3 separate regions of the Homo sapiens genome follow, and regions 1 and 3 are each linked to region 2. A link is a loop called in an ENCODE intact Hi-C map of the cell type or tissue named here. Cell type or tissue: Calu3. All regions are shown on one strand. Region 1 has its middle 20 kb from the start of VPS41. Region 2 overlaps VPS41 (VPS41 subunit of HOPS complex). Region 3 overlaps VPS41 (VPS41 subunit of HOPS complex).

What was found. Hi-C counts contacts between places; a loop is a spot of excess contacts. Peaks named below come from ENCODE experiments on the same cell type or tissue, not always from the same donor. Only the 100,000 strongest peaks of a DNase experiment are listed, where the experiment ranks them.
Region 1: it touches region 2 in a loop (5-fold over the local background); 2 of 110 quality-filtered maps call a loop at or near these places.
Region 3: it touches region 2 in a loop (3-fold over the local background); 2 of 110 quality-filtered maps call a loop at or near these places.

Annotation. Positions count from the first base shown.
Region 1 is chr7:38,928,407-38,930,906 of GRCh38, forward strand. No RefSeq gene overlaps it. Among named protein-coding and RNA genes, the nearest start is that of VPS41, 20 kb to the left of the region's middle. In Calu3, a CTCF peak has its summit at 1,163; DNase peaks (open chromatin) are centred at 1,355 and 1,715.
Region 2 is chr7:38,829,718-38,832,217 of GRCh38, forward strand. VPS41 (VPS41 subunit of HOPS complex) reads right to left here. Exons shown (of 29, transcript NM_014396.4): 5 at 537-611. Among named protein-coding and RNA genes, the nearest start is that of VPS41, 78 kb to the right of the region's middle. In Calu3, no CTCF peak of the experiment used is centred here; DNase peaks (open chromatin) are centred at 274, 514 and 1,294.
Region 3 is chr7:38,885,432-38,887,931 of GRCh38, forward strand. The region is part of intron 2 of VPS41 (VPS41 subunit of HOPS complex); the gene reads right to left. Among named protein-coding and RNA genes, the nearest start is that of VPS41, 23 kb to the right of the region's middle. RefSeq lists enhancers at 503-1,019, 1,020-1,536. In Calu3, CTCF peaks have their summits at 1,145 and 1,381; DNase peaks (open chromatin) are centred at 1,090 and 1,770.

The DNA.
Region 1 (2,500 bases), 99 kb after region 2:
TGCACAGGAAGACATTAAAGTCCACTGCATACAGACTTAGATGAAACAAACTGTTACCAGCCAGAAATCGCTCTAGGCTAGGTAGTCATAAAAAAAACCCTATCTGACTTCTAACCCCATTCCCACCCCCAACACACACCATGACCACCACCACCTTTACTTGATTACTATACACTTTTCTAAATAGGGATTCAGTCCATTAGTACTACACTATTTTATACATTTTTGTTTCATGGCTTCTCAACAAACGTCAAACCAGTATTACTTAAGCCCAATGCTAAGTTCCCTGTCCTCATGTGACTCTCACCATGCGTCAGGCGGTGCAGAAATGCATGTAGTTCATCCCATTATATATGGTAAGTGCTGTCAGGTTCAAAGGGCTGATGGAATAGGGTTGGGCTAGGTGGCCTCTCAAGGCCCCTTCTATCATTGGAGAATTTTTATTTGTTGTTTAATAACTATTACCCTGCATTATCATAACTTTCATTCTGGTTTAGCCATAAACATTCAACCTGCAGAGTTCAGTGGAGGAGTTTTCCTATACTGTTTTCTGAAGGGTAAAATTTGGCATTAATTACAGATAAAAACCAGGTGCAGTGGCTCACACCTGTAGTCCTAGCTACTGGGAAGACTGAGGTGGGAGGATTACTTGAGCCCAGGAATTCAAGGCTGCAGTGAGCTGTGATGGTGCCACTGCACTCCAGCCTGAGTAACAGAGCAAGACCCTGTTTCAAAAACAAAACAAAACAAACCCCTAGAGTGAATGATGCACGTAAGAGCCTCTGAAAGAGCACTCCCTTAAACCTCCCCCTGTCCCCATTGACAAAATCCAACAGAAGTGTGGCGCGGGTCCCATCTGCTGCAGGTGCTCTTCACGGGATCTGACCCCTTCAATCATGGCCTTGCCAACCAGATAGCCACTTCCTTCATTACAGTTTCCACTCCAGTGCTGGTATCAATCCTCTCCTTTTCATAGAAATAGGCTGCCCTTCCTATTCCCTCCCTTTCTCCCCAAACTCCTTCAATAATTGGCACTAACCCAGAGACCCGAGGCCCCATACTCACCCTTGGACAGCCCTTGATTATGGAGCTACAGAGTGACTACGTCAGACGTCAAATCCTAATCTCTTCAGTTCAGCTCCACGCCACTAAGTGGTGCTTGAAAGAGACTGTTTAAGTACATGGCTTTGTGGTGTTTTTTTTTTTTTTCCCCTACTTCTTCTCAGTGAATCTTTCTAAAGAAATGCATTTTGAGCTAAGAGCCTCTTCCAAAGTGAAGGGTATATTTGTAGATTTCAAGGAACTAAAAACCAGGCCGCCACCTGCCAGGGTAGTTAAAATGGAGCCGAACAGCACTCCTGGGGGAGGGGCCTGTCCTGATTAAGGAAGTGACTCAGCTTCCTAATTCATTGGAGAAATGAATTTTTCAGAAAGGAAGACATACTATTTTGAAAAGATTATGTAACATTCCAAAGACATACACTTTGAAGTAGAGAATTCTAGTTGGGTGACTGCATTACAAAATAAGTTAATAATTGAAATGACCACATCTTAATAACAAGCAAAGCATTTCCCTGAACAATAGTTTTTCTACATTCTTTTCATTCTGTGGACTCAGAGAGGTCTTTTGATGGATCATAAGCCTTTTATAAACCCATGACCCAGATTTAGAAAAGCTGTAATCACCGCATGCTGACCTTTCATAATAAGCATGCTCTATCCTTCCACGCCCCCAGCCCCAGAATGAACTCTAAAGCAGAAAATTTAGATAGCAGGAACTACATGCACTAGAATTTATAACCAAAGTTTCACATAACCCTGTCACATTTTGGCAATAAATTAACTGGTGAGATGCCATATTAAGTGGAACATATTCCTGTTGATTGTCAAGGACTAGATATTGAGCTTATTTGAGTGCCTTATTGATTTATATTTGCTTTATAGCAACACCGGATGGCTCCTCTCCTTTAAGACAACAAAATTAACCTTATTCTCTTCACATATCTGGCAGCAACTTTATCACCTTAATATGTTCCAAGGTTGGCACTGAAGAGAGAATATTTAAATGGGAAGGACTGGCTGTCCAGCCCTGGCTGCCTCCCTTGGCAGAGGCCATTTTTACACATCAGTGTAGACAGTTGTCAAGCTTTCTTGGAATCCGGGTTAAAGGAAGAGATGAGTGAAAACAGGAAAGGCTGACCTGCAACCATTAATCAAGGCTCAGTTTCCAAGTTCTAATTTCCTATAGAGGAGTAGTCTTACCTTATTCCCATAGGACATTATATTAGAACACAAATGCCCAACATCAGAGTGAGAGATACAGTGTTTGGGTCTTTTCCCTGCATGATCACCGATGATAAATATAGCCATAAAAATTTCTACAAATGTATCACATTCACATATGGTTGCTTCTCAAATTCTCTTAACATCTTGTTGAGTTAGTCATGATCCTACCCCATTCCTACTTAAAATATTCTACTAACTCCCCTTCATCCACAAG
Region 2 (2,500 bases):
GGTTTTTAGAAAACTGTACATATATTGATTTTACATTTATTTAATGTGGCCATTGTAAGACACTTTATTCTTCTGATAAACTATGATTGCTTATCAAAAGATTCTATAATTCAAGAGAAACATTCATAACTTGTGTGTGAAAATGAAAACCACTGGCCCACAGAAATCATGCCCACAAAATCCAATTTTGTGGATTTATGGCAGAAAGACATTAAACTACTGTCTTGCAGGAACTGCAGACTAGTCACTGAAGCAGAAGTGGCACGGTAGTAATGATTAAGGTGACACGTCACCCTGCCACAGCTGTTAATCAGCTTAATACTAGTTACATTATTGACATTCTTGTAATTACTTTTCCTAAGGCACATTTGTGCAAAATATATTTTACTTCAATTATGACCAATCAGAAGCAAGTTCAATACTCAGAAAGAATAATCAAGATTGTCTTAATGCAGTTATATAGTAAGCAAGGTGCTGTTCCGATCACCTGGGGCTGGCGCCACAGAACTCTCTGCATGACCACATCTTTGCCATACCTTGCCATCCTCTGAACACACACCCATGTGCTCTCCACTTTCATCCAAGCTAATCTGATTTATCTTCACAGGACTCTAAAAAGAAAAAGACAAAAAGATGTGTAAAACTTCAGGAAAATATATATCAACAATCAATGTCTTTGCTCTTTGTAAAATAGTAAGCTCTTTGTTTTCTTCTTAAATAATGACAGTTTCCAACTATCTTACACAAAGCACAGTAGAAACTATGAGAAGAAAAGTAAGCCTACGGCAGCTACAACATGAGCTTGCAGAGTAGTTTTTAAAAAATATTTAGCCTTAAAATGGTTTGGCTTGATGATAAAATAAATGGAAATATGCAAAGTTGAATGTGGGATCTTCAACTGAAAAATATCTCAGATCAAGTAGGCAAAGGTCAGGGCAGACCAAGGCTCCCAGACCTCAAAAAGGCCACCCACTGATTGATGCTATGGAAAGACATTTTGACATGGAGGATGAGACTCCTGGCTACAAAATCCTTTCTCATCTTGATCCCTAAATCACCACATGAGCGACACCCCTGAAATGCAGTCCATGAAAAATCAGCTAGCTCCTTAAAGTTCCTAGAATGTCAGAAGAGTAAAGGTTCCTTGAAGATAGATATTTGATCCATTTTGTAGAAGAATAAACTGAAGCTCATAGCAGGGAATCAAAACAGAGAAAAGAGAGGAGCCAGGGCTACAACCTGGGAGGAGTGAAGAATACTGCACTGGCAGCAAGGAATCTACAAAGAAAGCAAAAGCTGATCTGGGAAAGCACCTAGGCCAGCATGTCTGGACTTCCGGCTGAGAAGTCTAAATGTTCAACTTCTATAGTCTTTGAATAAATTCCTTCCTCAAATTGAATATCTTCTGTTAATAGTTTACTTATTCAGATCTTGAGTTCATCAAACTACATTTTTTTAAATATCGATTTTAGTCTTGGCAAATATAAACTGCACCTACCTCTGATTGTAATTTCTTTGGCATCTGGTTGTAAGCTGCCTCAAATTATAATTTAGTAAGTGTGTGCAGCCTAGGTTTCCTGTCCAATATGGTACTGTCCACATGCAGCCTTTAAAACTGAAAGTTAAATTAAAATTCGATAAATCAGATCCTCTGCTGCACTAACACATGCCAAGTGTTCAACGACTACATGTGACTAGTACTGGAAAGCATACAGATCACAGAACATCATCACTGCAGTAAGTTCTACTGGAGAGCGTTGTTCTGTGCTCAGAAAACTGAGATCCAATAATGAAAGTAACTAAGACATCAAGCCTTCTTTACAAAGCTCTTCTTTACTGCAAGTTACACTTAGTAGATTTTCCTTCTATATACACGTTTATGTAATTTGTTCTTGGACTCTGGTATTGAAAAGCTCATGGCCTATCCTAATATTCTGTAAATCACATTATATCATTTGCAAAGACCTGGCATACACAAGATCTGTTATTCAACCCCAGAGGAAAGCAGTCAGCTAAGGCTGGTTATCTCCATCTCACAATGAGGAAAATGAGGCTTCAAGAATTTATGTGAGTGGTCTAAAGCCACAGTGCTACTAAGGGCTATGTATGTCACACAATAGCATTCCAAGTGCAAATAAACGAAGTTTCCATTACAACATGTTTCTCACTGAATGGAAACCATTTGTGCCATCACATTAGCAACATTATGGGGGAAAAAAATCATACCTCTAAGGTAAGATAATCCTTTTTCCCACGTACCTCTATTAGCAATAGAAGGGTTTTTTTTCACTTTTTTTTCTGCCAACAATCAATATTCATTGATTCATTTCCCTGACTACTAATAAACTTAACCATTTTTCTTAAGTCTATTGACCAATTAATTTGATCTTCTGTAAACTGCTTGTTCACTTCTCTTACTCATTTTTTTCTATTAACATGTTTGTTGTTTTGTCAATCTATAAGAGCTCTTTTCTATTTTTAGGGTATGAGGTATATTTAT
Region 3 (2,500 bases), 56 kb after region 2:
AAACCCTACAGAAAATGATCACATTTCTGTATTATTAATCGCTCAATTTCCTCTTCCTGCACTACTAATTCTACTCAGAAATAAATGTTGTGTTAAGATACTACAATTTTGGAACTGTTTGTTACTTCAGCATAACCAGCCTCTCCCACCAAATATACTACCTGATAGGACTGTGGTCCATATTAAATGAGATAATCCACATAAAGGACTCAGCATAACATGAGGCATATAGGAAATATTGAAGCAATTGAGTCTTCATGATTTAAATATTGTCTTGCATTAAAATGTTTATCGTGAGATGAATCCAGTGTTGGAAATATCAAAGTAGCCATTAGAAAAATGTTTCAACAAGTAACTATAAATTCTCTTGAAGCAAGTGAAACAATAGGACATCTCAGAAAATAAATAGAATTTTTTTAAAAAAAGGAAAATTTTAGAACTAGAAAATACAATAACCAAAAGACATAACTCACTGGATGGGCTCAATAACAGTGTGGAGATGACACAAGACAGAACCACTGAATCTGAGGATAGATCAAGAGAATGTATACCCTCTGAATGAGAGAGAGAAAACCAGCTTTTTAAAACGAAGAGTCGTCACTTCCAAGATGGCCAAACAGGAACAGCTCCGGTCTACAGCTCCCAGCGAGACTGATGCAGAAGATGGGTGATTTCTGCATTTCCAACTGAGGTACCTGGTTCATCTCATTGGGACTGGTTGGACAGTGGGTGCAGCCCACAGAGGGCAAGCAGAAGCAGGGCAGGGCGTCACCTCACCCTCACAAAAGGGGTCGGGGGATTTCCCTTTCTTAGTCAATGGAAGCCATAAGTGACTGTACCTGGAGGAACGGTATACTCCTGCCCAAATACTGTGCTTTTCCCACGGTCTTTGCAACCAGCAGACCAGGAGATCCTCTCCCGTGCCTGGCTCGGCAGGTACCATGCCCATGGAGCCTTACTCGCTGCTAACGCAGCAGTCTAAGATTGACCTGGGATGCCGGAGCTTGGTGGGGGGAGGGGTGTCTGCCGTTACTGAGGCTTGAGTAGGCGGTTCTATGCTCACAGTGTAAACAAAGTGGCAGGGAAGCTCAAACTGGGCAGAGCCCACCGCAGTTCAGCAAGGCCTACTGCCTTTCTAGGTTCCACCTCTGGGGGCAGGGTATATCTGAACAAAAGGCAGCAGACAGCTTCTCCAGACTTAAATGTCCCTGCCTCACAGCTCTGAAGGGAGCAGTGGTTCTCCCAGCACGGCATTTGAGCTCCAATAACGGACAGACTGCCTCCTCAAGTGGGTCACTGACCCCTGGGTAGCCTGACTGGGAGACACCTTCCAGTAGGGGCCAACAGACACCTCATACAGGCAGGTGCCCCTCTGGGACGAAGCTTCCAGAGGAAGGATCAGGCAGCAATATTTGCTGTTCTGCAGCCTCTGCTGGTGACACCTAGGCAAACAGCATCTGGAATGGACCTCTAGCAAACTGCAACAGACCTGCAGCTGAGGGGCCTGTCTGTTAGAAGGAAAACTAACAAACAGAAAGGAATAGCATCAACATAAACAAAAAGGACATCAACACCAAAATCCCATACATAGGTCACCAACATCAAAGACCAAAGGTGGATAAAACCACAAAGATGGGGAGAAACCAGAGCAGAAAGGCAGAAAATTCTAAAAACCAAAACACCTCTTCTCCTCCAAAGGAACACAACTCCTCGCCAGCAAGGGAACAAAACTGGATGGATAACGAGTTTGACAAGTTGACCGAAGTAGGCTTCAAAGGCCGGTAATAACTAACTTCTCCAAACTAAAGCAGCACGTTCTAACCCATCACGAGGAAGCTAAAAACCTTGAAAAAAGGTTAGACGAATGGCTAACTAGAATAAACAGTGTAGAGAAGAGCTTAAATGACCTAATGGAGCTGAAAACCACAATATGAGAACTTCGTAAAGCATACACAAGCTTCAATAGCCAATTCGATCGGCTGGAAGAAAGGATATCAGTGATTGAAGATCGAATTAGTGAAACAAAGCAAGAAGACAAGATTAGAGAAAAAAGAGTGAAAAGAAACAAACAACACCTCCAAGAAATATGGGACTATGTGAAAAGACCAAATCTACGTCTGATTGGTGTACCTGAAAGTGGCGGGGATAATGGAACCAAGTTGGAAAACACTCTTCAGGGTATTATCCAGGAGAACTTCCCCAACCTAGCAAGACAGGCCAACATTCACATTCAGGAAATACAGAGAACACCACAAAGATACTCCTCGAGAAGAGCAACCCCAAGACACATAATTGTCAGATTCACCAAGGTTGAAATGAAGGAAAAAATGTTAAGGGCAGCCAGAGAGAAAGGTCAGGTCACCCACAAAGGGAGGCCTATCAGACTGACAGCAGGTCTCTCTGCAGAAACCCTACAAGCCAGAAGAGAGTGGGGGCCAATATTCAACATTCTTAAAGAAAAGAATTTTCAACCCAGAATTTCATATCCAGTCAAACTAAG